5 separate regions of the Homo sapiens genome follow, and all the other regions are linked to region 3. The links are chromatin loops, found by intact Hi-C in ENCODE. Cell type or tissue: heart right ventricle. All regions are shown on one strand. Links, peaks and the distances in the headings refer to the core of each region. The heading gives the core; the rest is flanking DNA. Region 1 overlaps HS6ST1 (heparan sulfate 6-O-sulfotransferase 1). Region 2 has its middle 86 kb from the start of HS6ST1. Region 3 overlaps UGGT1 (UDP-glucose glycoprotein glucosyltransferase 1). Region 4 overlaps HS6ST1 (heparan sulfate 6-O-sulfotransferase 1). Region 5 overlaps LOC105373611 (a long non-coding RNA gene).

Evidence for each region. A loop is a pair of places that touch in the nucleus more often than their neighbours do. Peaks named below come from ENCODE experiments on the same cell type or tissue, not always from the same donor. Only the 100,000 strongest peaks of a DNase experiment are listed, where the experiment ranks them.
Region 1: a loop joins it to region 3, with 2.9 times the contacts of the local background. A loop is called at or near these places in 59 of 110 quality-filtered maps.
Region 2: a loop joins it to region 3, with 9 times the contacts of the local background. A loop is called at or near these places in 66 of 110 quality-filtered maps.
Region 4: a loop joins it to region 3, with 2.4 times the contacts of the local background. A loop is called at or near these places in 32 of 110 quality-filtered maps.
Region 5: a loop joins it to region 3, with 2.8 times the contacts of the local background. A loop is called at or near these places in 2 of 110 quality-filtered maps.

What each region holds. Positions count from the first base shown.
Region 1 is chr2:128,303,683-128,309,415 of GRCh38, forward strand. The region is part of intron 1 of HS6ST1 (heparan sulfate 6-O-sulfotransferase 1); the gene reads right to left. Among named protein-coding and RNA genes, the nearest start is that of HS6ST1, 12 kb to the right of the region's middle. RefSeq lists a silencer at 5,653-5,733 and an enhancer at 5,653-5,733. In heart right ventricle, for the core only: CTCF peaks have their summits at 1,695 and 2,875; DNase peaks (open chromatin) are centred at 1,579 and 2,712; H3K27ac peaks cover 1,551 bases.
Region 2 is chr2:128,230,323-128,236,055 of GRCh38, forward strand. No RefSeq gene overlaps it. Among named protein-coding and RNA genes, the nearest start is that of HS6ST1, 86 kb to the right of the region's middle. RefSeq lists silencers at 2,715-2,914, 3,235-3,424 and an enhancer at 3,465-3,554. In heart right ventricle, for the core only: CTCF peaks have their summits at 3,376 (motif pointing left) and 3,583; DNase peaks (open chromatin) are centred at 2,573, 2,865 and 3,339; H3K4me3 peaks cover 1,184 bases; H3K27ac peaks cover 1,008 bases.
Region 3 is chr2:128,176,906-128,182,638 of GRCh38, forward strand. UGGT1 (UDP-glucose glycoprotein glucosyltransferase 1) reads left to right here. Exons shown (of 41, transcript NM_020120.4): 33 at 927-1,015; 34 at 1,563-1,664; 35 at 2,881-2,965; 36 at 3,985-4,167; 37 at 5,225-5,385. Among named protein-coding and RNA genes, the nearest start is that of UGGT1, 89 kb to the left of the region's middle. RefSeq lists an enhancer at 2,330-2,624. In heart right ventricle, for the core only: CTCF peaks have their summits at 2,447 (motif pointing right) and 2,655; a DNase peak (open chromatin) is centred at 2,476; H3K27ac peaks cover 1,381 bases.
Region 4 is chr2:128,290,578-128,296,310 of GRCh38, forward strand. All of the region lies in intron 1 of HS6ST1 (heparan sulfate 6-O-sulfotransferase 1), which reads right to left. Among named protein-coding and RNA genes, the nearest start is that of HS6ST1, 25 kb to the right of the region's middle. RefSeq lists an enhancer at 4,544-5,093. In heart right ventricle, for the core only: a CTCF peak has its summit at 2,851 (motif pointing left); no DNase peak of the experiment used is centred there; H3K27ac peaks cover 1,022 bases.
Region 5 is chr2:128,511,352-128,517,084 of GRCh38, forward strand. All of the region lies in intron 1 of LOC105373611 (a long non-coding RNA gene), which reads left to right. Among named protein-coding and RNA genes, the nearest start is that of HS6ST1, 200 kb to the left of the region's middle. In heart right ventricle, for the core only: no CTCF peak of the experiment used is centred there; a DNase peak (open chromatin) is centred at 2,671.

The sequences.
Region 1 (5,733 bases), core at 647-4,646, 130 kb after region 3:
AGGTGCCTAGAAATAAATGGCTGAGGCTCCCTTGGGAGAACGCTACTGCAGCCCAGTGTGGGTGCCCAGGTCCTCACCCAAAGGCCACTGTGGTGGCTACTTTTAGGTGTCAACTTCACTGGGTTAAAAGACACCAAGATTGCTGGTAAAGCTTTGTTTCTGGGTATGTCTGTGATTGGCATTTGAATGGGTGGATTGAGAAAAGAAGACTGACTTCTCCAGCGTGAGCAGAGATCTTCCAATCTACCGCACGCCTCAACAGAACAGGAAGGTGGAGGAAGGGTGAATCTCCTCTCTCTTCTGGAGCTGGGACACTCATCTTCTTGCCCTTGGACATCAGAACTCCAGGTTCTCGGGCCTTTGGGCTCTGGGACCTAACACCACAGCCCCCAGGTTCTCAGGCCTTTGGCCTTGGACTAAGCCTGCTCGCTGGCTTCCCTGGTTCTCCAGCTTGCAGATGGCAGATCTCGGGTCATCTTAGTCTCCCTAATTGCATAAGCCTATTCCCCCAATAAATCCTCTTTCACCTGTCTCTATATATCCTATAAGTTCTGTCCCTCTGGAGAACCCTAATATAGCTCCCCCTCCCCGACCCCTACGCTGGGGGATGCTGCCAGCCATGCTCGTCCTCTTGAAGTGTGTCCGAGCCTTTAGAAACTGGGTCTCCCTGTGTGGGTGCTCCCCAGGGACAGAGATGGTGCATGGTACAGGCCTGGTGAGAGGAGGGCCTCTAGCCCCTCAGGACCAGGACCACTGCCTGGGCACTAAGCTGTCTTTGGCTAAGGGGCAGGAGGACGAAACAAGTACCTGTCACAGACTGTAAGGCCCTGGCATCCCTCGGAGGCTGCCTTGCTAATGGACAGCTGCACAGGACTCCAGAAAGGTCCCTGGGTTGGCTGGTGACCTCTGCCCGTGGGTCCCCTCTCGGGAGAGCCCAGCACTGCAGCAATGCACACAGCCGCTGTAGTCAGATGCTGGCCAAAAACCCTCTGCCACTGGGAAGATATGGAGGCACCCATGTACCAGAGAACAGGGACAGTGACACTGTGTCCCATCAGAGTGCTCACAGCAGTGTCGCACAGCAGTGGCAGCCCTCACTGGGTCAGTGAGAGGACCCACCCTGGAGCACTCAGCATCTCATGACACTCAGGAATGGCTACCTTCCTCTCCTGCAGCTGGGCTGGGCTGCACTGGGGAGGGCGGGTGACTGAGCACCCACACACACTTGCAGGCCATCATCCCCTGGCTCTGTGGCAACCCATGGAACATGGTCCCCAGGGCCTTCCTGGTGGCCCAGGGCAGTGCCTGTGATCTGTGTGGAATGCACAGGGTCAGTGTCATGCAGGAGGCAGCTCCCTGCTATGAGGGCCTCCTAAGCTCTCCATTCTGGATTCTCCAGCCTTTGCTGGCCTGACCCATTGCCTGCCTGGGTCCCCATTTGACCCACTTGCTGAAGGATGGGGGTTTGCTCCTGTCCTGGAACAGCCACACCAATCCCAATACCTGCCTTTTACCCACTTGGCTGAAACCTGACACCCCTCTACTTTGTAAGAATGATGTTCTCTGCTGGGAACGTTGCCAGCCCAGCTTCCAGGAAAGCAGAGTAACAAACCCCTCCTTGCTGGGCCTGGCTTCCCGATGGGCCTGCTTGGACAGTTTTAAAGCATGACTTGGGAGGCCTGAACTTTTGCAGGGTTCAGGACGTGTGCCGACAAGCGGCCCTGCCTGGACTTGCGTGAGCTAAACCAACTGCTCAGACCTGCTCACCTTCCTGCCTGCCAGGAGGGAACAGAGGCAGAAGAGGAGGGGCCGAGCCCCTCCAACCGGGAGCCCTGGGGTCTGCAGTGGGCGGGAAGGAAGGAGGCTGTGGCAAGGGTTGGAGCCCGGCTGGCTGAGGCCCTTGTTCTCCAGGCAGAGCTGGAACCCACTCTCACTCTGGGGCCTACCTTCTCCCCGGCTTAGTGCCTGGGCAGAGCCTCTCCTTACGGGTGACATCACAACCCTCTCAACTCCCCCGGGAGACCATCTGCTCTGCCTGCCCTTGATCCTCTCAGGGGAGCTGAAGCATCACACCTGGTGACAGCTGCTTCCAGCAGGCCACTCATTCAGCTGGACCTTGAGGAGGGTGGGCCAGCAGTCCCTCAGGACCTGCCCAGGTTCCCTGCACCATCCTGGACTCCCTGGCGAGCCCACCTGCTCGCAGAGCAGCTGCGTTACCCTCCCAGAGGCAGGCACTGTGGCGGACATGAGCCACACGCCTGGCTCCCCCACTCTGGGGAGTGACCTGCCTGCGACTTGTCACTGGGAGGAGTTTGGGGGAAATCCTGCAGGCACAGGCCTGTGTGTGAATCCCAGCTCTGCCACCGGTGACCTTAGGTGATGAGTTATTTAGGCTCTTTGAGTCTCAGTTTACTCATCTGCAAAACAGCGCCCCTGACAGTGAGGCCTGAATGAGACTGTCACAGCCCCTCCCTGCTCCCAGACTGCACCCTCGGGACAGGAATGCCCTCCTTTGTGCCTCCGCTCCTCAGCAGGGCTAGCACGCTGGTGTCACTCCACAGGACAGTGCCTTCCCTGGCTTTCCCTCCATCAACTGTGGTCGGGCTGGAGGACGTGGCCGCGCCGCTGCGAAGATTTCTCTGCCAGGGAATGTGGACCAGGATTCCAGGGAGAACGCAGCTGCACGCTCCACAGCCTGGCTCCCTGCTCCAGGACGACACCCCCACCCCACCCTGGCCACGATGACGCAAACAGAAAACCTCAGTGCTTACAGATCCCGATCTCCCACGGTCACCAATGCTCTAGAGAGGTAAATATTTACACAGGAGCCTCTAAAGCTCATAACTCAGAGGGGAGATGCTCCCCCTGCCGCCTAGGGGCTGTAAACATTTGTTCCTGCAAGCCCTGCAGCAGAAGGCGCTTTCTAATTCTCAGGTGGATGGTGATGTGTAGGCCCTTCTGTCCCAAGCCAGTGGGGGCATGGCAGCAGGGGTACTGCAAATATGGGGCTGGGGTCACATGGGGTGGGGGCACATTCCAAGGCTGGGATGATGAGGGGGCTACCACCCCCATGCTCCTTTCTGAGGGGGTGCGAAAAGCTTTATCCATACAGCAGTGCCCCACAGGGACAGCCCTGGGTGCGCCCGCAGCAGACGGTGCCCAAGGGGCCTGGGGAGTGAGGGCAGGGCCAGGCACCAGGCTGGAGGCACAGACAGCAGTGTCGTCACTGTCATGGGGGGAGGCTGAGGCACAGGGCGTGGACATTCAGCTCTTTGGCCGGGCTTGGGGGGTGACACAGGCAGGCTTCCCTCTGGGAAACGCCCACCCAGATTTTCACTGGGAGTTGGGGTGGGGGGGTCCCTGTGACTTCAGAGCCGTGGGTTCCAGGCTCTGGTTTTAGGCGGTTTTAGTTGGGTTTCCTTCCAACTCAATCTCAAAGGGACTCCAACACATGCGGCAAAATCGCTGTGAGGGGCCCTGGCACGTGAGGAACTGTCTGCTTGTCTGGCCTTCCTGGGCTCAGGGCTGTGCAGGTGCCACCGTGGGCACTGCTGAGGATCTCCAGGGAAGGCCCTGGGGGGTGCACGCTGCAGGGAGGATGCTGGTCAGCTGCCATCTGTCCACCTGCTCACACTAACAAGCCCCCAGCTGAGCTCTCACCACCAGCAGGGTCCCATGGGGTTCAGAGGTCAGCAGGCATACCTCTTCTTGGCATGTGACTCAGCTGGAAGATGGGATGTACCTGGGCCAGCCTGGCCCTACCTGGTGCAGGCACCGGGATGCCACAGGCCCAAGTCCACACATGGAGAAATGATGAACAGGAGGAGAGAAGCGGGGAGCATGCTACCCATGGAACCTGGCACCAGGACACATAAAGAACGCTTACGAACCAATACGCGAAGCACAAACAACCCTGTAGGGGAAAACAGGCCAAAGACGTGAACAGGTCGGTGGAAGAGACCTCACTGACCGATAAACACATGGTAAGATGCTATCTCTCTGCCATGGGGAAACATGCACTAAGAGCACAGAGGTCCCATTTCCTGGCTCCTGGCCTGGCAGAAATGAGCCAAGAGTGCCCGCCCAAACAATCGGGAACCACGGGCACAGCATGGTGGTGAGGAGAACCTCCCTCTGACACACTCCTAGGGACACATAGGGACCATGAGCGAGCACCGTGGCCGCACCTGGACTGTGATGGCCAAAGTGAATTGCTCCCCGCAGCTGCATTAGAACCAAGCAGAGATCCGTCTGGACTACCTTGATGTTAAGTCCAGCAGTCAATGAATTAAACACGCATGTCAGGGACCAACAGGGATAAATCTCAAAACAAGGCTGAGTGAAGACGGCAAGTTGCAGAAGGTCAAGCAGAGTTTGATAAGGGTTCTGGAAAGTTAGTAACATCAAAACAGCACTGTGTATCATTTAAGGAATACACACATCTACAGCGAAAGCATAAACACAAGGGCAGGAAACATGTGAAACGCAGGACAGTGGTGCTGAGCGAGGCTGCAGGGAGGCAGGGGTGGGGTGGAGCACAGTGCATGGGGTCTTCACCTGCGAGCCGCACCCAGCTAAGCCTGCAGTGGGAACAGAGGTGAAACTCCACAAGGCTCCCCAGTTACACCCCTGGAGATACCATGTAGGGGGTGATAGCAGCTGGTGGGGTCTAGGGAAGGGAGGAACCACTGCATCCGAGGAACAAGGCCTGGGCCCTCAGCCAGGCGAGCCTCTGTGCAGGGCCAGCATCACGTGGCATCCACCCCTTCCTCCTCTTGACCCTGGGTTCCTCTTGGTTGGGTCTCGAGGTTCTCAGATGGCTGGGGGTGGGGTCAGGCTGCCACCCACAGGGTCTCACGACCTGGGCACCAGGACAGATGTGCACAGTCTCTACATCCTGGCTGCTGGCCAGAGAGGGCCAGAGCTTTCTGGAGATCCTGGTAGAGACAGCCTTTTGTCAAATGGGCACAGTCAGGAAGGCACTGGGTGGTCCCAAGGCCATAGCCCAAGGTGAGCAGGAGACCCCCACAGCCAAAACACAGCATGCTCCAGGTCATCACCTTGGAAGGCCAGTGATGACACTTGGTGATGTCCCAGATAACAGGACCCAACCTGCACAGACTTCAGCTGCTTTGAGGGAAGCTCCCTGCAAACCAACTAATTCATGGAGTGAGAACAAGAGCTGACTTCCTAGCTGGCTCTGGAGGTCTCTTCCCTGTCTCCAGGACAGATGGGTCAGATTCTAGCCTCTTATAGTACAGAGGCCACAGTGGAACTGTGGGTATAATTCCAACTGTCTACCTCCTGCACAGGCACTATGAGTATGCCCATTTTACAGATGGGGAACCTGAGCTGCAGAAGCCTGTGAGATGCAAAGCCAGGATTTGGCCCAGCTGGTCTGACTGCAAGCCTGGGGCCTCTCTTTTGCTCTGCTGACACCCCTGGTATGGTCCCGGGGTTTCCCAGCCCCGAGGTGGGTCTTGGCCAGCCTCACCTGCCCTCCTTGTTGCTGGGTTACCCATAGAACCTTCTGTCCTAGTTTGCTGTGGAGGGTGAAGGATAGTGTGGAGCTTACAGAGTGAACTCTCATCTCCTACCACTCCGTGAGGTGGGAAAAGAAAATGAGGTTGAATGTTCCCAACTTCTCCAGGCAGGAATGGGGCCAGAGCTAGAATGCAAACTGGGCTGGCCCCAGAGATGTCCACCTGATACAGCTTCTGAGCAGCGGCCTGG
Region 2 (5,733 bases), core at 986-4,985, 54 kb after region 3:
ACCGTGGCCGGCTAATTTTTGTATTTTTAGTAGAGACGGGGTTTCACCCTGTTGGTCAGGCTGGTCTTAAACTCCTGACCTCGTGATCCCCCCCACACCCCTGCCTTGGCCTCCCAAAATGCTGGGATTACAGGCATGAGCCACTGTACCTGGCCGATTTTGTTTTTTTTTTAAGACGGAGTCTTGCTCTGTTGCCCATGCTGGAGTGCAGTGGTACCTCTGCCTCCTGGGTTCAATTAATTCTCCTGCCTCAGACTCCTGAGTAGCTGGGATTACAGGCAGGCGCCACCATGCCTGGCTAATTTTTTATTTTTTGTAGAGATGGGGTTTCTCTATGTTGGTCAGGCTGGTCTCGAACTCCTGACCTCAGGTAATCTGCCCGCCTCAGCCTCCCAAAGTGCTGGGACTACAGGAGTGAGCCACCATGCCCAGCGTAATTTTTTGTATTTTTAGTAGAGACGGGGTTTCACCATGTTAGCCAGAATGATCTCGATCTCGTGACTTGGCGATCTACCCGCCTCGGCCTCCCAAAGTGCTGGGATTACAGGCGTGAGCCACCGCGCTTGGCCCAGGGGAGGTGATTTTTAAAAAGGTTGAGAAACATTGGTTTAACCTAAATATTATTTACTGTTACCTGTTTTTTGAATCGTATATAACTGGAGTCCTCTGCAGCAGGCAGTTTTGAGGGTCACGCATGCCTGTGCATTCATTCCTTTTCCTTGCTGTCTACTTACCAGTTTCTTACCTGCTCCCTCCAGTGAATAGCCACTTGGATTGTTTTCAGGTTTCTGCTTTACAGACAAGGCTCCTGCACACATTCTTCTATGTGGGTCCTGGCCCACATGTGCCAGGGTCTCCCGGGTGTATACACTCAGAGGAGTGGGCTTGCAGGGCCCTAGGAAAGCAGCTTTACTGGTTGCCCACATTTACTGGGTCCTGCCAATCTGTGTTTCAAAGTCAGTGCACAGTTTACATTCCCGCCAGTTGTGTATGCAAGTTCCTTTTTCTCTAAGTCTTCCCCAACACTTTATGTTGACAAGAGATTTTAAATTTTGCTGATTTAGTGGGTGTGGAATGGCATGTCCTTGTTTTAGTTTACATTTCGTTGATAATAAATGAAGTTGGACATCTTTTCACACATTTAATGGGCCTCCTGGTTGCTCTCTAGGAAGATCTGTTCTGGGTTTTAATTCTTTGAGTTTTGCCTTTTTCCTCTTAGTTAATAAACGAAAAACAAATACATAAAAAATATATAGTCTCGATATGACTCCTTTTCAGGTATATGTATTGCCAATAATATCTTTTTTCCAGTTTGTTGCTTTTTTTTTATTCTCTTTGTGTTGTCTTTTTTTTTTTTTTGAGATGAGCCTCTCTCTGTCACCCAGGCTGGAGTGCAGTGGCGCGATCTTGGCTCACTGCAACCTCCACCTCCCGGGTTCAAGTGATTCTCCTGCCTCAGCCTCCCGAATAGCTGGGTTTACAGGCGCCAGCCACCGTACCCAGCTAATTTTTGTATTTTTAGTAGAGACGGGGTTTCACCCTGTTGGCCAGGATGATCTCGATCTCCTGACCTCGTAATCTGCCCGCCTCGGCCTCCCAAAATGCTGAGATTACAGGCGTGAGCCACCACAATCGGCCTGTGGTGTCTTTTTTTTTTGAAACAGAGTCTTGTTCTGTTGCCAGGCTGGAGTGCAGTGGCACAATCTCGGCTCACTGCCACCTCCGCCTCCCAGGTTCAAACTATTCTTCTGCCTCAGCCTCCCGAGTAGCTGGGACTACAGGCTCGCGCCACCAAACCCGGCTAATTCTTGTATTTTTAGCAGAGACCAGATTTCACCATATTGGCCAGGCTGGTCTTGAACCTCCTGACCTCGTGATCCGTCCGCCTCGGCCTCCCAAAGTGCTGGGATTACAGATGTTCGCCACGGCGCCCGGCCCTGTGGTATCTTTTTTTTTGAGATGGAGTCTCACTTTGTCACCCAGCCTGGAGTGCAGTGGCGCGATCTCGGCTCACTGCAACCTCCGCCTCCCGGGTTCAAGCTATTCTGCCTTAGCCTCCCGAGTAGCTGGGACTACAGGCGCGCACCACCATGCCCGGCTAATTCTTGTATTTTTAGTAGAGACCGGCTTTCACCATATTGGCCAGGCTGGTCTCGAACTCCTGACCTCATGATCCACCGGCCTCCGCCTCCCAAAGTGCTGGGATTACAGGTGTGTGCCACCGCACCCAGCCCTGTGGTGTCTTTTTAAACAACAGAACTTGGGGCTAGGTGTGGTGGCTCACGGTTGTAATCTCAGCACTTTGGGAGACCGGGGCAGGAGGAGTGCTCGAGCCCAGGAGTTGGAGACCAGCCTGGGCGCTCTCACAGCTCACTGCAGCCTCGACCTCCTGGGCACAAGTGATCCTCCTGCCACAGCGCCTCCCAAAGTGCTGGGATTACAGGCGTGGGCCACCGCGCCCGGCTAAAAATCAGTCTTTTCCTTTGGCTTCTGGTCTCTTCGCCTCGTTTAAGAACTCCTAGCTGCGGCCGTCCGGACTCTCCCTGGTGCTGGTGGAAGTTTCTGGGGCGCACTCTCATGTTGCTGCCTGGGGAGTCTTGCACCCCACAAGTGCGCCTCTCTCCTCCCGCGTGAGGCTGGGGGGCCGGCTTGGTTGTGCAGGGGAGAGGAGGCCCAAGGGGCTGCGCCCGGTCACCCGCGCGACCACCGCGGGCCGAGGCGGGAGCGCGGCGGCGGCTGTGGCGGAGTCACCTTGCGCTCTACCTCCCTGCTCTTCCCTTCCAGGCGAGCTTGGGGACGAGGAAGGCCGAGCCCGGCGGCGCGGCCCGAGCGCCCGCTTCCTCGCCAGCATTGGGTTCCCTGAGGGGCCGCCCTGCCCCGCGTCAGCCTCTGCAGCCTCCAACCCTCCCGGGGAGCACAGCGGGACGCTGGAAGCCCCACTGCCTTAGGAGGCCGTTCTCGGGAGGGCCGCCCCGTTTAGAAGATGGGAAAGGTGCAGAAAAAGAAGACCAATAGACGATGTCCCCACTCGCACACAGGGCCAGGTTCCCTGCCCGCCCTGCCCTTCGCTCTCCCGGCGGCGACGGCCGCGCGACCTTTCCGGGGACGGTCTCGGGAGTGCCATGGGGTCCCTGGGGCTCGGATCTCGGCGCCCGCGTCTCCGCCGGGGGCGACCCCACAGCCAGGCTCCTTCTTCGGCACAGAACCCGCCTCGGCTACCGGCCTCCAGCCCCCTTTCTAAATTCCTGCCGGCCTCGGGGTTCGGGTGACAGGGCCCGGGGACTGGGTGGCGAGGAGAGAGGACAGGTTTCCTCCGGTCGGGCGGGGTGGCGCGGCTGCGCGAGGGGTTCTGTTTGGAGGGCAGCGCGGAGCCCTCTGCTGGCCGCGGTGGGGACCGCTGGCTCCCCTGAAGTCACCAGGCCGGCGACGCTGCAGCCAGTCCTTCCTCGTCCTCCTTCCTCCCTGTGCAAAGGTGGGCTCAGTACCACGTGGAAATCACCGTGGCACAGGCACCAGGTGGGTGGGTTTGAGAAGCTGTGCAGTGTCCAACATCCTGTTACAAAGGAATTGCAGGTATTTAAGAATTAAAGAAAAACTATTCTCTTTTCTACTTACGTGTATCACTTTCTCAAACGCCAGCTGAGTAATTAGCATATACGTGCTTGTTGGGTGGCTTGGACCTAACTACTTAATAAATGCACCTGCCAGGTGTTGCCTGCGCCTAGGAGGCCCTGCAAATTTTCGAAGACACGGAGGGCTCCATGAACTGAAGTTGGGAACTGGAGGTTCCCAAATTTAAACATTAACATCTTCCTCAGGAGGGTGGCCACAGGTGCATTTTGGCAGTTCCCTTTGGTCAGGCGGGACACCAGAGGGGCCTGATGTCAGGCAGGAACTGGAAGGGGTGGATGTCTAAGCTACCTTTGCCCTGCTGAACCCTGATGGGCAGCATTTCTTTTCTGAAAGCAAAACTCAAAAGAAGAATTCAGGCGGGATGTGAACTCACCCCTGTAATCTCAGCACTTTGGGAGGCCAATGCGGGCAGATCACCTGAGGTCAGGAGTTCAAGACCAGCCTGGCCAACATGGTGAAACCCTGTCTCTACAAAAATACAAAAATTAGCCAGGCATGATGGCAGGTGCCTGTAATCCCAGCTACTTGGTAGGCTGTGGTGGGAGAATTGCTGGAACCCAGGAGGCATAAGTGGCAGTGAGCTGAGATCGCGCCATTGCCCTCCAGCCTGGGCAAATAGAGTGAGACTCCGTCTCTAAAAAAAAAAAAAAAAAAAAAAAAAGAGGAATTCAGGTGTGCATTTTGTCTATACCCACGTGGTGTTGACCAGCCTGTGAAGTGTACTTGGGCCTGAGAAAAATTGGAGAAACAACAGGACATGGATTTGCTGAAGGCTTCACACTGAGCTGTGTTGATTGTGTGGGGACTCCATGAGGCCGGTGATAGCCTGGCACAGCTGGAAGGCCCTGTGTCCACAGCACGAAAAAGCTCAGGTCTTCCCAGGGCCAGACATCAGGCCATGTGGAAAGCAGCAGGGCAGCATCTGTTGAAATTTAACATGCCTCTGTCTTCGGGCCAGCAGCCCCACTCTGGGCAACCAGACGTAGAAATAAAGCACAAGTGAGTGAGGCTGTGTACAGGGACTTTACCATGGGGCCCCAAATTGGTAACAAAGTGACTGTTTGTCACCCAGGGCTGGGTGAGTAAATTGCAGTCCCTTACAGCATGGAATATTGTGCAGCCACAAAAAGGATCCAGTGAGGCTGTGAGCAGTAGATTTCACAGGGATTTCTACAAGGCATCATTGACTGAGAAAATCATGATACAGAAAAATGTGTGAAACAAGATGCCACTGTGCAATGAATTAACTGAATACCTCTATGTATGCATATGTGTAGAGGTATATACGCATCAATATGCACACGTGTGCTTGATTATTATATGTAAGGATAAAGGAAAATACGGAGAATAGATGGAATACAAATTAGGTTATTGACAGGGTATCTGGGTGGTAAGACAGAGATGGGAGAGGAAAGGGGAGTATACAGCCAAGAAAAGAAAGAAATGAAGACTAATTAAAGTAAATTAAAGCAAAGTTCTTGCTTATCTATTTCTATAAGGTGTTACACACATACACACATATATATGCGCACATATACACACTTCAATGTGTATACAGATATGTTTATGACAGAGGGAGATTACACACAGTTCTGTGGCAAGACATAGTGGCATGAGAAAAAAACCATTATTTTTCTTTCAAAATAAATGTATGATGGCCATGGAGTCTGTGGGTCAGGCGCTGGGGAAAAGTTCAGCTGGAGTTTCCACTTGGAGTCAGATGCCATCCAAAGGCTTACCTGTGCTGGGGACCCCCGTTCCAAGGTGGAGCCTCACACAGCTGGCAGTGTGGTGTTAACTGCTGGCTTCTTCATGGGGCTACTTGATGTCTTCGTGGCAGTGCTGGGCAGCCGCAGGTGAACCGTGGTAGACAGATAGTAGCCATAGATAGGGCAATTGAATGCGTGTGGCTGTGGGCTTTAGTTTGCTGACCCCTGACGTAGCCTTGGAGCCATGGTTAAGACTTTGACTTTTTCTTTGAGAGACATGGAGAGGCGCTGGGGAGCTTGAGCAAAGAAATAACCTGGCTTGGCTCAGTTTTTTTTTTTTTTTTTTGAGACAGAGTTTCACTCTTGTTTCCTAGGCTGGAGTACAATGGCA
Region 3 (5,733 bases), core at 626-4,625:
TGGTAAAAGTAGTGGCATTCTGTTATTGGACAGCTGTCATTTAAAAATATGTATCTTGGAACCAGCCCAAGAGTCTCTTTGGAATTTGCTATGGCAATTATAGGGATACTGCTTTAAGGCAAAATGTCTTTGTAACTGTGAGTTTGTGGCTTCCCTCAACTGAAAGATTGTACCTTTTGGGTAATCTCGGTGTGCAGAACATGTCCCATCTTATATAAAATATTCTCATAGATGCTATGTTGTTTATATAGCCACAATTCATAGTGTTGTTGATGATTCTTTTCTCAATATTGGGGGAACTGGCAATGGAAATTTTCAACAATAATAAAATGATAGTCCTATTTAATTTCTTTTGACTTGTACTTTCCGTTCTCTGAATGTTGAAGCTCTTAGTGCCTTAAATTCAAGTACAGTATATTCTTGAAGAAAGAATCATTACACACAGTGAAACCTAAAATAGGCCATCCATTGTTGAGAAGAAAAATGGTCACTGTACTGCCAAGAAGAAACCCCTGTTTGTGCTAGTGAATCCTGAAAACTGGTCATAACATGAAATACCTCCCTCCCAACAGCTAGAGCCCCCAGCAGCCACACTCTTCCCTGGAACTAGCTGTTGACTCATTGAATCGTGCTTCTGGTTTCACTGCACAGTTGAGTTTGCGGCTCTTTGCCTATGTTGCAAGCTGAAAATGGGGTTCATCTAATTAAAAGAGGTTGCTGTCTCCTCACATAAGGTTATGATGTGAATGTCCTGGCGAAGATACTTCTATTGAATCCTTCTAGACTCTGGGTGGGGTTGTGCCTGTTTGTGAGAGAATTGATTGATAATTCCCTATTGATGACAGGCTCACAGTGTATATCCAGTGAGAGGCAGTTTTATGCCTGTGAGACATACTGGGAGTAAGGTTTATCACATTTGATTGCAGGTTCAGAAGAAGGCAGATATGGTGAACGAAGACTTGCTGAGTGATGGAACGAGTGAGAATGAATCTGGATTTTGGGATTCCTTCAAATGGTAAGTTGACATTGTAAGAGTTATGTTTTTAAGGAAAAACTGAGATATAAGCACCATCCATCCCTCCTTTTTGCATCTTGTGATTCTGTCTGGGCCTTTCACATTCTACTTTGTGCAGCTACATCTCACACTTATATTTGGCATAGATGAGTATTTTCCACTCGATTGATCCAAAAGAGGTTCATGTCTCCTAGTGGGGAAGTTACTTCTGCTCCATACTTTGTGACTCTCATTGCCTGTACCTGCTCTTTGGAAATTTGACTGCTCCCTGCTCAGTTTACTTCCCGTTGTGTAAGTTGCATTCTGGTGCAGCCTGTGTTCAGTCTCTTCCTAAAACAACACTGTCGGAGAGTGAACATTCTTTTTGTAGGTTGGTTTTGTCAGTCTTGTGGTCTCTCCAGGGTGTGAGGGAAGCTTCATAACCACTCCTGCTGCAGCTCACCCGCTAGGGAAGGATGGGAAGCGCAGTCTCTTTCCTCTTACTTTCAAAGGCCGTGTGTCTGTATGAGTGTTTCAAGTGGTCTTTTTTTTACCCTTATTGTTATAGGGGCTTTACAGGACAGAAGACTGAGGAAGTGAAGCAAGATAAAGATGACATAATTAATATTTTCTCCGTTGCATCTGGTCATCTCTACGAAAGATTTCTTCGGTCAGTCTTGTTGATTATTTCATTATATATGATGAATGAATTGGTCAGTGTTCTTATTTAGAGAGGAAAGGTTTTGTGGGATTCTGCTCATTATACTCCTGTGTCTTTGAAGCACTCTGAGCATTGTGACTGGCTTGCCATTTATCATTGGATTTGTTTTGATCCCGCCGTCTCTGTGAAGTTGAACTATGTAGTGAGTGCTTCTGGATATTACAAGGCTGCAGCCCTTTAACGTCACTGTACACATTCATAGACTGTACTGTTTACTGCCTGCCAAACATTGCTTAACCCAGAGATTAGGAGGTTGACATAGAGAATAGAATCAGAACAGAACCATGGAATACTTCACTGCCTTGTAAAGATTCACAGGATTTTAGAGCCAGGAGAGAGCTTAGTTCTTACATGTGAACACTTCTGTTTTATAAACAGGCTGAGGCCCCGAGTGTGAAGGGACTTGTCTAAGGTCACACAGCTACAGCCAGAAGAGGCCACGGGCTAGGGCTGCCTGATGTAGTGGTCACCAGAGGCACTGTCAGGAAGGCCTGAGAGTCACTTTTCTCATTGCCAGGGCTCTGTTCACTCTTAATTTTTCACTACAGATCTAGTATAGAAAATCAAAATGTCATTTGTCTCATTTTTAGCCCTCTTATTTCCAAGAAATAATATCCTACCTAAAATAGTGACAATAATAACAACCGAATTTGGTTAAATTCCTCCATTCAAAAATGTGGTTTTGTTTTCTGAGTAAGGAGGCCGGAGCTGGTAGCCTTCCTCTCTAAAGCAGGGCCTCTGTGTAGGCTGCAGGAGGCGCTGTGGTTACACATTCTTCCCTTAGCACCAGATGCTGATGTCATGTGACAGGAGTTTTGGGGAGTGATGTCAGTTACCCCGATTTCCAGGGTTCATCTGGACCATAACTAATATATCAGTTCATGAAGCAGTTTATTTAGAGGTGTAACAGAATTAAAACATTTGCCTCTGTCAGTTAAGTGTAGTTTTATAGGTGAGGAATGCCCCTTCTCTTTAGTGATAACTTCATAAGTTGGAGTAAGTACAATTTTTCATTTTCCATCACTGAGCGTCTCCCTCGGCCTAATTGAGCCATTAGTTAGCTCTGCCGTAAAGAGCATTTAGGTGTCTCGTGATTGACTCTACATAATGTTGAGGTTAAATAACATTGGAAAGCTGTTATTAATTACCTGCTTTTGTTTGGCAGCATAATGATGCTATCCGTGCTGAAGAATACCAAGACTCCTGTGAAATTCTGGTTCTTGAAGAATTACTTGTCCCCCACATTTAAGGTTTGTTTCACAGAGAAAGGGAAAACATTCTTATTAAGGAGATATTTACTGTATATTTTTCATGACTTTTGTTTTATCTGTATACTTTAGCAAATTTTCCATTTACTAAGATACCCTAATTTGGTTGCATATTTTTATTTTGATTATTCTTCCAGATTGGTCTATTTGAAGGAAACAGTTAAATTGTGTTTAAAAACTTGGATGATATGGTAGGAGAGTCTTTTGTTGTTGTTATTATTAGCAGTGTCTTACTGAGATAACGTTTCCTTCCTCTGAAGCCTGCATGCTTGCTTTAATTTAGAAAGCACAGCGATGGTTTACATTGAAGAGAATGATTGGTGTTAGCATGAACCACTCCTAGATGATGTATGGAAGTAGTGCTTCCTCTGTGCAAAACAAAACACGTACTTGGAATGTTTTCTGCATTACTTATATCAGTCAGTATTTGTCATCTAAGTTGATTTATTTGCATCCTTTTTTTTTCTTGTAGAATTTACTAAGTGACTTTTAATATATTCAATAACCATTCTCCTTGATAAGCACTTTACTGCTGGCGCCTAAAGGTGCTTATACTTAGAATCTGAAAGACTTATTCAAAAAGGACAACACATTTGTCCAGAGTTCTGGCTTTGCAGTGTTATTCCCTGGGTTAGATCTGGCCTCGAGGAAGGCTTGTCATCAAGCTCAGTAAATGCCTTACTGAAATCAAGTTTAGACAAATGGACTTAAAGTTCATGTGCTGTAAAAACACACACAGAGGGATATACATCTAAAATCCTTCTCTTGAACATTCTGTCATTTCATGTGGTGACCAGAAGTCATAAAGAAATGGGGATTTGACAAAGGTTTATATCTGTTCTTCTATGTAGTCATGAGTGGGTCACGGCCGGTCTTTGTAAGACCACTGTTTTGGTAAATGTGTTTTATTTGTCCCGTATCATGGTGGTTGGCTTACATTATGAAAGCAGTTTTCTTAATCAGAAGAAATGATTATTTGTTGTTCCCATGTCTAAAAATAGGAGTTTATACCTTACATGGCAAATGAATACAATTTCCAGTATGAGCTTGTTCAGTACAAATGGCCCCGGTGGCTTCATCAACAAACTGAAAAACAGCGTATCATCTGGGGTTACAAGATCCTCTTCCTGGATGTACTTTTCCCACTAGTTGTTGACAAGTTCCTGTTTGTGGATGCTGATCAGGTAGGCCCTTAAAGGCCAAGTTTTGACAGTTTGTATTAAAAGCAACAAATTGCTTCTTTTTAAATGCTATTTTTTCCACTTATGGAAAAGGACATGCTTATTTTACATTTAGAAAATATGAAAATATGTATCACATAGATGTCATCACTTTTTAAATTTGCATTTAGCTTATCTCCTTTACATCTTTTTCTCTGTCTTTTTAACATCATTGTGATGACATAATGTGTGCAGTTTTGTATCTGACTTAATTCATTTAACATGAAAACTAAAAATTAGAAAATTAACATTTAGCAGTGCTTGCCATCATCTCTAATTATCTGCCCAAAAGATAGGAGTTATTGTCATGGGTAATAGACGAAGCTTAAGTGGATACATGGCTTTGGCAGTAGGGAACCTCCGGATATTCTTCCGGCCGTCAGGGTTTGACTTAGTGAAAGGGAACATGTGATTTTAGAGCATACAAACTCAAACAGCATAAGTGTACGTCTGCCCACAGCCTTCCACTTCAGCCCGAGCGGGCGGAAACCCAAGTCAGCCACCTGAGTGGAAGGATGTAATGTGTGTGAAAGTCACTGGGACAGAGACTTCACTCACCTCTTTGGAATTCTCTTCCACTGGCTTAGCCTGAAGTGTGCCTTCCTGATTGTAACATAGCCACATTTAATCCTTGTTGAGTACTTACGATGGGCAAGGCATTATTCTACATCTGTCCATCCATATGTTAACTTACATAATCCTCCCAGCAACCCTGTGAGATAGGTACTGTCATTATCATTATCTCCATTTTACAGATGAAGAAACTGAGGCACAGAAAGGCTAAGCAGTTGAAATTTGTTTTATTCCTACTCCCACACACCTTGCTAAGAAGTGTCTTACATGTTAGTGAGTCAACCAGGTAATAAGTGGAGCAATCAAAGTGCATCTGCCCCTAGTGCCTGTGCCACTAACCACGGAGCAGCCTTCCATGCTGCCTTAAGCGAGCCACTCTGTATCTGAAGGAAACCGCATTAGAGCTGTCTGCATGGTTGCTTAACAAATGACTTTTTATATTCTCCAGATTGTACGAACAGATCTGAAAGAGTTAAGAGATTTCAATTTGGATGGTGCTCCTTATGGTTACACTCCTTTCTGTGACAGCCGAAGAGAAATGGACGGCTACAGGTTCTGGAAGTCAGGGTACTGGGCCAGTCATTTAGCCGGGCGAAAGTATCATATCAGGTACTGAAAAGAAGCACTCCTAACACTGTTACGGGGTTTTCCTTAAAATTGATTTTGTGTGGTTAAAATTGTGAATAGGTAATACATTGGTATGGTTGAAAAATAAAAATGATAAAAAATACACAGTGGCTGGGTGCAGTGGCTCATGCCTTAATCCCAGCACTTTGGGATGCCAAGGCAGGTGGATCACCTGAGGTCAGGATTTCAAGACCAGCCTGGCCAACATGGCGAAACCCCGTCTCTACTAAAAATACAAAAATTAGCTGGGCATGGTGGTGGGCGCCTGTAATCCCAGCTACTCGGGAGGCTAAGGCAGGAGAATTGCTTGAACCCAGGAGGCGGAGGTTG
Region 4 (5,733 bases), core at 1,006-5,005, 110 kb after region 3:
ACTCATCACAGCAACAGACTACAGAGCTCAGTAAATGTGTAAGAAGCATCTGCTAAAAACACTATTCATAATAAAAACTCTCAGGAAACTAGGAATAGAAGTCCCTTAATTTGGCCAGGCGTGGTAGCTCACACTTGTAATCCCAGCACTTTGGGAGGCTGAGGCAGGTGGATGACTTGAGGTCAGGAGTTCAAGACCAGCCTTGCCAACATGGCGAAACACCGTCTCTACTAAAAATACAAAAAAAAAAAAAAAAAAAAAAAAAAAATTTAGCATGCATGATGGCACGCACCTATAAAGAGGCTGAGGCGTAAGAATCACTTGAACCCAGGAAGTGGAGGTTGCAGTGAGCGGAGATCGTGTCATAGCACTCCAGCCTGGGCAAAAGAGTGAAACTGTCTCAAATTAAAAAAAAAAGTTCCTTAATTTGATAAAGTATCCCCAAAACCTAGAGCAAGCATGGTCCCCATGGGGAAGAGTCAGATGCATTCCCTCTAAGATCATGAATAAGACAAAGATGTCCACTCTCTCTAAGGCAATTCTGCATGTACTGGGGATCTCAGCTGACACAATAAAACAAGGAGGAACTAGGGACCTAACTGTCCCAGTAGAGTCCCCTTGCCTGTCCTTCTTGTCTTTAGTGAGTACCCCGTGCAGGCATTACTAGGCTGGGGGCTTCACACACCCTCTCAGACAGCCGGAGTCCCGGCATGGGGGAGGGCTACTTTTCTTGCCCACTGCCCTTGCCCTGGGTCCAGAGCACCCCATAGTTAAGGCTGTGGGTTTGCGCTCAGTGAGGTGTGAGTCCTGGAGGTTTGGGGCGGCCATGGCACTGGAGCAGCAGAAGGAAGCATTAGCCTCCTCAGTCTGGATCCTCACTGTGTCTCTTGGGGGCTAGACCTCTGGCAGGGAGGGCCCCAGGCACTGGGTGAGCTCAGAAGGTGCGTCAGCGGGAGCAGCTGGCTTCTAAATGAGCTCACCAGGGCCTGAGGGAGAGCCCCTGGCTGCAGGACCTGGGTCCTCCACAGGCTGACGCCATGCCTGGGGCAAGGTGGACCTCAAGGGAGCCAGGGCACAGGCTGTGTGCCTCACCTGGCCTGGCCTCTCCAGCCTGGGGCTCTTGTTGCCTCATACCAGTCCTGCTGCTTTCCATCACTTGGCCCCTCCTCTTTCCACGGGGAGGCCCTGGACAGACCTCACGGAGGCAACCCAGCAAGGATGTGGCTAACAGCTGTGCAGGGGCGCCGGCGGGCATCTGTCCACAGGCTCTTCCCCAAGGGCATACACAGGCTTCCCTATAGGTGCTTCTTGCCCTCCATTCCTTCCGTCCAACACCCTCCCTGCTCAGGGCTGACAGGCTCCTCTGAATGCACACTCTTCTCAACGCCAGGGGAGACCCTGCCAAGCTCCTCCATCCTAGGGTGGCTGTGTGGGGAAGGGTCCGGCTCAGGAGAAGGCCCCTGGATGCCAGGAGAGGGGCCTGGATGGAGCCGGCAGGGGAGGCGGCACAGGGCAACAGTGAGGAGGGTGAACTGAGGCCGGGGGGGCTGGGCCCAGCAAGAGTGCCAGGGATTCCTGGCCCTGCCCAGCTCTAGGCCCTCTCAGTGCCACAGAGACCACCTGGTGAAGGTGTGGGGAGAGGGATCCCCAGAGGGTCCATGCCAGGCAGTCTGGGCCTGCTCACACCATGTGTATCCTTCCATAGGGCCCACGCCTGGCAGGACCCTGGCTTGGAGCGGCTTTAACTGTGGCTGGGCTCCTGAGGAGGTAAGGTGGGCCCTGTGTTCCACGCCCAGCTACCCACCCAACACCTTCTCAGGGCAGGGACGCCCACACCAGTCTGGACACAGAACAACCCGGGGCGAGACACGTACTGGAGAAGACTGTGCTCCTCACCCCGGCGCTCTGGGACCTTGCTTCCCAGAAGCTGGAAGGAACCAGCCAGGCATCCCGGCGAGGATGTGGAGGGTGGTGGTGGGCCCACCCCTGCCTCAGGGAGGGCGGCCAGGCTCACGGGGAGGCTGTGGCATGTGGGCATGTGAGTGGGCAGGGACAGCCCAGCAAGGGCTGTGGGAAGCCGGGAGGGCAGTGCCCTGTGCAGTGGCTCCAGATTCAGGGCATTCAGTGTGCAGCAGGCCAGGGCAAATGGCACGGGGGGAATGGGGCGGAGGGGAGGGGCGGTGACTCACAAGGCCATGGGGGCGGGCAGAGGAACAAGGGCAGCAGGAAGGGCAGGCAGGGGTGCTATCAGCTGACGGGCTCCTGCTGGAAAAGACGGCTCGACTCACAGGAGGGCACCTGAGACATGGGGTGTGGGGGAAGGCAGCGGTCGGGGAGAGCCTAGGCAGGCCTCCCACTTGTCAGCCTCCCCAACTCTGTTGCCACTCCTACTGCAAAAGAGCCCTGGAGACCACCCTGGGTCTGGGGTCCTTGCCGTGGCTGCAGCCCCCCGCTGCCCACAGCCTGTGTGGTTCCACCCATGGGCCTGGTGGAGCTGGTCCCTGCTCTGCTCCGCCACACCAGGCCTCCCTCCCCAAAGGCTGGGCCTTGCTCTGCATGCAGTGGGGCCCAAACCAGCCAGGCACTCCAGCGTCCCACCCGCACACCCTGTCTCCTGCGGAAGGGCACCGCTCCCAGGCACAGCCCGCTCTGAGCCAGGGGCATGTCACACAATATGGCGCTTTTCTCCTCTTCTGGCCTGGCTCCCCATAAGCCTGCCCAAGGGCCAGCCTGGGCCTGGGCAGAGCAAGGCCTGGGAATGGCTAAGGCTTTGAGGCCTGGAATGAAGCATGACCGTCACTCCCTAAAGCCATGAGTAAAGCTAGTCTGAGGAGTAACTGTGGCGGCTGCCACCACCTGCTGGGCACTTTCCTTGCAAACACTGGGGTGGCTCCAGATTTCCCAGAAACCACTGTTCCTCATACCCCAGGACGGGAGGGGACCTTCGAAGTTGGAAGGAGAGCAGCAGCAGACCATGGTCCGAGGGGCGCTTCCCGGGGCCACAGCTTTGGGGGATGTTTAGCAAAACCAGGGGCTGGTATGGCCTGGAGGGCCCGGAGTCAGAGGAGGAACATGCTCCCAGATTCTTTGGGGCCCACGGGGACAGAGGGCAAAGAGAGACCATCAGGTGGCCTCAGGTCACCAGTGAAGGAAGGCGAGTTACATTTATACCAAGCACCTGTTTTGGGGGTCCTCTGGGGGATGAGGAAGGTTGGATTAACCACCAGCTCAGAAGGCCAGTGCTATGTGAGCAGGGTCTGTGGCCACATAGGATCCAGTTAGTCCTGTGGTCAGCCTCTAAGTGTGGAATGGCCATGCTGAGCCAGGCAGAAGCTGACCCAGTCCTGCTGAACATCCCAGGGCAATGGTTTCACCACAGGTTGGGGGTCCATGCTGAGACCACGCTGCAGGGACACAGGGGCACCATGTGGGTCCCGAAGCCAGTAGGCTTGGCTCTGTACCTCCTTGAGGGCAGGGCCCTGCCCTCTCCTCTCTGCACCTGCCCTGCTGGCCCAGACCCTCTGCTGGAAACCTGCCCCAAACTCCATGAAGCACTGTCCTTCACATCACAGCTTCTGAGCCTGGACTTGACAGCCTCCTCCTGAGACCCCACATGGCTCTTCTGTCATACACGCCCTGTGCCCGGCCCTGGCACTGTGCTCTGGATGGCCTGCACCAGGCTAGTGACAATTCACTGACTCTACTGCATCAGAGGGGGCACAGGGCGGGGTGGGCTGTGATGGAGGGCCCCGGGCCCTGCCCATGAAGTGCCGCAGTCCCCGAGGGAGGGGAGGGCTCTCCTTGCTAGTGCTTGGGTCTTCCTTTGTTCTCAGCCTGTCTACTGGGTAGGTGGGACTTGCCACCTTTAGAAACTTGTTCACCCTGGGGCAGCCTGTCAGAGTCAAGAGGCGCTGGCTGTCCTTAAGATGACACCAGTTTCAATAGGTTGGTGGCCCAGGTAGGATGGAGACGCTGTCACACTCCCACCTGGGAGCTGCGGCCCCTCTGAGGACAAGTGCTCTGGGGCCTGGAGAGCTGGGAGAAGAAGGTGGGCTACTGGGCAGTAAAGAGGCTCCACCGCAAAGAAGGGAGGCGTGTGTGTGTGTGTGTGTGTGTGTGTGTGTGTGTGTGTGTGTGTGGAGGGGGAGACAAAAGAGGTCTTCGGACCACCCTCCCACACCCAGGCTCTGGGATTTCCTGACTGTGGCCCACAAGGTACAGGGGTGTCAGCCTGGGTGGGCAGGCCCTGGAGCCTCCTGCTTCCTGAAACTCCTTCCTTCAGGCACATTTGTGCTGATTCTCCATGGACACAGCCCTAGCACCCCCAGAGAGGCTCCAAGGAACAAGGAAAATAAGAAGCAGTTGCCAGGATACCCAAGGCTCAGTGGGCCCCATGACCTACTCCAAACCACCTCCCCCTCTTGGTTTTCCTGTGTGGCAAGGCAGAAATGCAGGAGTCTGAAGGCAGAGGGGTCTGGATGTGCCCAGTGAGGAACCAGCAACTGAGTGACCATGCGCAGATCCAGTGCCCTCTGAGCCCTGGGTCCCTCTGTCCTGAAGGGCTACTGTGAACACCGTGAGATGTTGCCGGCTGATGGCACAGGCAGCATCCTTGCTGCCTCCCCTGTGCTGGGCACACCCATACTGGCTCATTTGGTTCTCTCCTCACTCCAGGGCAATGGGTACCATTCTTCTCTCCACTTCAGGGCAGGGGGTACCACTCCTCTCCGTTTATAGTTGAGGAGTCAGGCACAGTGAGGTGAAGGCCCTTGCTCAGGGCCACACAGCTAGGCAGCTGCCTGGGTGTCCACACCCTTGACTGCCAGGGCTTGTGACTAGGCTCCCAGCACATGCTGGGACCTGAGAGGCTCTCCTGGGACTAACACAAATCTTTCCCAAACTTTTCCAAAAATCTGAAGTGAAAAGAATACTTCCTAACTCATTCTATGAGGTCAGTATTATCCTGATATCAAAGCCAGACAAAGATATAACAAGAAAATTACACACTGATGTCCTTTATAAATACTGATGAAAATATCCTCAGCAAAATACTTGCAAATTGAATTGAACAGCATATAAAAATGATTATGTATCATGACCAAGTGAGATTTATCCCTAGAATGAAAGGATGGTTCAAAATATGAAAATCAATGTAGTATGCCACATTAACAGAATGAAGGAAAAAAACACATGATCATCTCAACTGATGCAGAAACATCATTTGACAAAATTCAATGCACCTGCATAATAAAAACTTTCAACAAACTAGAACCAGAAGGAAACTACCTCAGTGTAATAAAGGCCATTGCTATGGACTGAATGTGTGTGTTCCACCAAAACTCATGTTGAAGTCCTAATCTCCAACGTGATGGCATTTGGAGGTGGCGACTCTGAGAGGTAATTAGGTCATGAGGGTGGAGCCATAATGAATGGGACCAGTGGCTTCATAAGAGAAGACATGAGAGATGATTTCTTCTCTCTTGGCCATGGGAGATGCAGGGGATACAAGACAGGCAACAAGCCCTCACCAGTTCCACATCTGCTGGCTCCTTCATCTGGGACTTGGGTCTCAAGAACTGTGAGAAATAAACACTTGCTGCTTGAGCCACCCAGGCTATAGTGTTTGTAATAGAGGCTGAGCTAAGACAGCCAGATATGAAAAACTCACAGTTAACATCATATTCAATGGTGAAACACCAAAAGCTTTCCTCTACTTTGGGAACAAGGCAAAGA
Region 5 (5,733 bases), core at 696-4,695, 330 kb after region 3:
TGGAAAGGATCACAGCAGGGAAGGCCCAGGCTCTTCAGGCCATTTATTGCCCATGAAAGACTCAGGGGAGCCTGGAGCGTGTTCTCACCTGGTCTCCAGATAGGACCTGCCTTCCCTGCTGCCGCCAAGACCTCTGGGGCCTGTGGGAAGTGGGGCTCACCTCCCAGGCACAGTGTTACCTCCTGGACCCAGAGGAGGTGTGTATTAGGCTGTTCTTGCATTGCTATAAAGAAATACCAGAGACTGGGTAATTTATCAAGAAAAGAAGTCAGATTGGCTCATGGTGCTCTAGGCCATACAGGAAGCATGGCAGCGTCAGCTTCTGGGGAGGCCTCAGGAAGCTTCCAGTCATGGTGCGAGGCAAAAGGAGGGCAGCCATGTTACAAAGCAGAGTGGGAGCAAGTGAGAGGGTGTGTGTGAGGTGCCTCACACTTTACACAACCAGATCGTGGGAGAACTCACTCATTATCTTGAGGGCAGCACTAAGGGAACGGTGCTAAACCACTCGTGAGAATCCATCCCCATGATCCAATCACCTCCCACCAGGCCCCACCTCCACCGTGGGGATTGCAATTCAACTTGAGATGTGGGCAGGGACAACTATCCAACTCTATCAAGGTGGTGATGCAGCCTAGGGGGCCCTTCTGGGTCACTCCTTGGGCTTGGAGAGACTGAGCCATTGAGGGACGTCAAGTCCTAGATAATCTAGGATTGGCAGAGCAGGAAGGAGAGAGACTCAATGATGTTGACTTCCAGGGGCAGGTAGATGGGCCCTTACCACAGGCCATGGACAGCTGCTGTTCTGCTGACTGGCTGCGGCTCCGGGTTAGTCCCTGCCTTGTCAGCACCAAGGCTCCAGGCGTCTCCAGAGAGCCAGGGTTCGCTCCTGTTCCCCCGGTCAATAGGGCTCAGAAAGCCCAGGCCTCAGGCCCCCTTCTGAGCTGGGGGTGGTACGCGGCAGGGACACTTTCCCAGACCCTGCCTGACCTCCCTATCACTGCAGTGTGGTCTCCTGGGCCTCACCTCCCTCCCTTGTCCCACAGAGATACCTCCTGCAAGAAGCCAGAAGAGCAAAGAAGGCCGTGTGTGTAAAGAGCCCAGTGCTGGTAAGCACTTGTAAGCATGGCTCCCAATCCTGTGCCTCTGCCTGAGATGGTGGTGAGGCCGGCCCTGGGCCTCGGTTTAATCATTTGCTAATCACAGTGAATAATTCAGGTTCTCTTAACCTCCCAGGACTACTGAGAGAAACACATGGAAAAGTGAAAAATGCGTAATCCAGACCCAGGGCCAGCTTGGCCCCCAACCAAGGCATTTCTCCTCTGCCACCTGCTAAGCCCTGGGATCCACTGCCCTCTTTACTGGGATGACTGCCTTTGGCTGTTAAGGGCTGGCACTTGAGTCGCCTCCCCCTGAGGAGCTCCCAGCCCATCTGCTCCAGACAGGACTGGCACAGGCTCTCCCCTGTCGCTGCAGCCTCATGCCCCCGCCACCCCAAAGCTTATCATGTTCTTCTTTGCCTCCTTATCTGTCCTCCTGGGCAAGAATGAGGTCTAATTCAGGCCTGAATCCTTGGATTCAGCAAGAATTTTTAAACAAATGGATGCACAAATAGCTGGGTGAGAGCCAGTGAGCTGTGAGCAGAGCCCAGCTCAGGGAGGGGCAGTGGAGCCACACTCAGGGCTGGCAGGCCCTCACTGGGTGTGAAGATGCCCTGGGTTTCCAAGTTTCCAATCACGCTGGTGTTTAGCCAAGGGCGACCCCAAAAGAAGCCCCAGCCCTGAAGAAAGATGGGTCCTGAGGCCACACTCAACATCCCTGCCCTGCACTGGGCTCCTCTCTTGGGTATCCTCTTTCTAAGCAGCAACATCTGGCATGGACTGAAAGTTGAATTGTGAAAATGAAAATGCCTCTCTATTGGTTTTATGATCATCCCTTGTGTAAGTCACATTACGAGAGCTGCTTTTGGCGTGGTCTCTAATTCCTCACCACTTCTTTGTCTTGCATCCTGCTCCATGGCCTTCCTCCCAAGCCATTCTACCGATGACCCTGGCCTTGAACCCTCACATTGTCAAATCCACACTCCCCACTCCCTCAGCAGCATCACCCTGGGTGACGACACACGTAGCCTTCCTAAGGCCTTTGTGACCCCATTCTGTGTGGCTTACCCCTTCCTTCTCAGACTCGGTGAGACTTGTTCCATCTTCCCAAGGTTCCCGAACTCTGTGGGCCCTCGTCTTATCTCCCCGGCCAGCCCATCCATCACGTGACCTCCAGCACTGTGGCCTGTGTGTGCCAGGCCCTCCAAGGAGCTCAGGTACTACCTGATCCCATGACTTGGATGTCCAAGAAATCTCTCAAACTTGACGTGCCCCAAACTTAATCACTAATTTTTCCCTTGAAATCTGTTCTCTCCCAGTCTTTCTCAAGTCTGTGTGAGCCACCTCTGTCCACCCAGTTTCTCAATGATGAATCTTAGAAATTGTCCTGCTTCCTCTTATTCCCTCACTCTCTGCATCCAGCTCATCAGCAAGTCCCACTGGTTCTGCTTTCACATGTACCCCCAATCTGTCCACGTCTCCCTACTTATTGCCTGGGTCCCCCATGAGATGTAAGCTCCCTTAAGTGCAGGGACTTTGTTTTGCTCACTATTATGGATCGGACCCAGGACCTGGCCAAGTGCCCACTGCCAGTGAGTTCTAAGTTCCCCGTTGTTGAATGAATGACCGAGTTTCATTTCCTCTAGCAAGGAGCCCTGCAGAGTGGGACTGGGCCCCACTTCCTCTTGGGGTGAGTTATGTCTAAACTAAATGGTGCCCTTCCCTTCCCTTGCCTTCCCTGTCTCAGCACAGGGCACCCCACACCCAGGATTTCTTCTCAGCCCAGTCCCCTCCTTCCATACTCATCTCCTGTGTGGGTCACCTGCCTCTGGTTTCTCGGCTCTACCAGCTTTTTCCATCTCTGCTGACATTGCCCTGGTCCCCATGTGTCATTTCTCACCTGAATAGATTACTTTGCTTCTCTAATCCCCTCTCCACAAAGCAGGGTTTATGTGATCTTTTCAAAACTCAAATCGGATCACGTCACTTTCCTACTTAGAACTCTTCAATCTTCTCCTGAGGCCTGATGGTAAAATCCCACATCAGACACGGCACTGCTTACTGTGCTCTCAAGACACCCCCTGTGTCTCCCACCTCCACCCCTGCTTGGCTGGCTCACGTCAGTCTCACCTTGCTGGGCCCTCAGACCAGCTAGGGACCCACTGCTGCCCAGTCCCGGGGGAGCTGCTTCTCCGATGCCTGTGGCCGCGTTGAAGAGCTGTGCCTGTGATTTTGTTATTTGTTTGAGGTGCCGCCAGGCAGTCAGTCTCCTTGTATTCCAGTCCACGTAATTATCGATGCTTCCCAGGTTCTGCCCTTCAGCCTCGACCTCTCCCTGGGCCCTCGGCCTGGTTACCTGACTGTCCACTTGAGAGCTCAGCAGGGATGTCCAGCAGGTATCACAAATGGAACATTCCTGAACACCTGACTCCTGCTCCCTGCCCATGCCCAGCCACGTCTGCTCCTCCCACAGCCGGTGCCAGCCCAGGCACCCCAACATACCCCGTCCTCACACTTGTAGTCAGTTTTCACCTGCTGGTTCCACCTTTCAAACATACCCTGAGTCCCAGGGGCCTTCTAAGCACATTTGACACCCAGAGGTTATAACTTTTTCTTTTTCTTTTTTGTGAGATGGAGTCTTGCTCTGTTGCCAGGCTGGAGTGCAGTGGTGAGATCTTGGCTCACTGCAGCCTCGTCTCCCTCATTCAAGTGAGTCGCCTGCCTCAGCATCCCGAGTAGCTGGGATTACAGGCACCCACCACAACACCCAGCTAATTTTTGTATTTTTAGTAGAGACAGGGTTTCACCGTGTTGGCCAGGCTGGTCTCGAACTCCTGACCTCGTGATTTGCCCGCTTCCGCCTCCCAAAGTGTTGGGATTACAGGTGTGAGCCGACGCTCCCGGCCGGTTATAACTTTTTCTAACAACCCCTGTGCCATGGACTGAAGGCTTGTATCCTCCCGAAATTCATGTGTTGAATAACCCTAAGCCCCAAGTTGTTGGCATTAGGAGTGGGGCCTCTGGGTGAGATTAGGTCACGAGGGAGGAGCCCCGCTGTGGGATTCCTGCCTTTTAAAACAAGAAGAGATACCAGATTTCTCTCTCTTCTTTCTGCATGAAGCAAGGAAAGGTCAGGTGAGGACCCCGACCACGCTGCCACCTTCATCTCGGACTTCTGGCTTCCAGAGCACAAGGAGGGAGTGTTTGCTGTTTAAGCCATCCAGTCTATGGTACTTTGTTACAGCAGCCTAAACTGACCAAGACATCCCTCTTCTGTATGGCAGAATTATTATCAGTCATAGTCAAGAGATAAAACTTATAATCATGTCCAGAAAAAAAAATGCAGAGTGTAAAGTGTCTTAAATTGAACTTTGTATGTATAATCATGGCATGATAAAAGTGAATACTTTTTTTTTTTTTCTTTGAGATGGAGTTTCACTCTTGTTGCCCAGGCTGGAGTGCAGTGGCGCGATCTTGGCTCACTGCAACCTCCGCCTCCCGGGTTCAAGCAATTCTCCTGCCTCTGCCTCCCAGGTAGCTGGGACTACAGGTGCCTGCCACCACACCTGGCTAATTTTTGTATTTTTAGTAGAGACGGGGTTTCACCATGTTGGCCAGGATAGTCTCAATCTTTTGACCTCGTGATCCGCCTGCCTCCGCCTCCCAAAGTGCTGGGATTACAGGCGTGAGCCACCGCGCCCGGCATTTTCATTTTTAAAGATAGTATTTAAAATCAGTAATATTTCATGTATGAACTAATATGTATATTTGTCAAACAAAAAATGTTATACCTTGAAGTTCACAGTTTTATCACTTTACATATTTTAAACACAAATAAACATCCCAAGTGGTCCCATAGACTGACAGAGTTGAAGTAACTGATGTTCTGTTTCCTCGTCTTTATTTTGTTTTCGGTTTTTTTTTTTTTTTTGAGACAGGGTCTTCCTCTGTTGTCCAGGCTGGAGTGCAGTGGTGCAGTCATAGCTCACTGCAGCCTCAAATTCCTAGGCTCAAGTGATTCTTCTACCTCAGCCTCCGCTACCATACCTGGATAATTTTTATTTTTATTTTTGCAGAGATGATGTCTTACTGTATTGCCCAGGCTGAATTCCCACCTCAGCCTCCCAAAGCGTTGAGATTATAGTCATGAACCACCGTGTCCGGCCTTCCCTTGTCTTCATAATTGTGCTGTTAATGTTTATTGTAAATGTCCCGTTTACTTGAAGGGGTTGGACACCTGATTTGGCCCATGGTGGCTGGTGTGATTCTGAAACCCGTGAACTTCGATGAGAGCTGGTGCCCATGTGGGACCACCCGAGCAGCTGGGAGCCCTCTGAATTAATGTGTATGTAGAACACAATGCTGACGAGAGGAAAAGTGACAGAGGTACAAGCTTGAGGTTCACACACGTGTTATTAGAACTCAACAGTGACTGCAGCAGTGGTAGAAATAAGATAAACAGAACAGTTTTTGCAGGAGTAGTATTTTATCAATGAATATATTATTGTCTGCACATGGTGATGTTATGAAGCCATCAACTTTTCATCAGTGTCATTGGTGGTGTTAAATTCACTGTGGGATGTGTACCCCTTACCGCCTTCACCTAGGCAGGCCGTCTCTGCACCCTCCCTCGGTG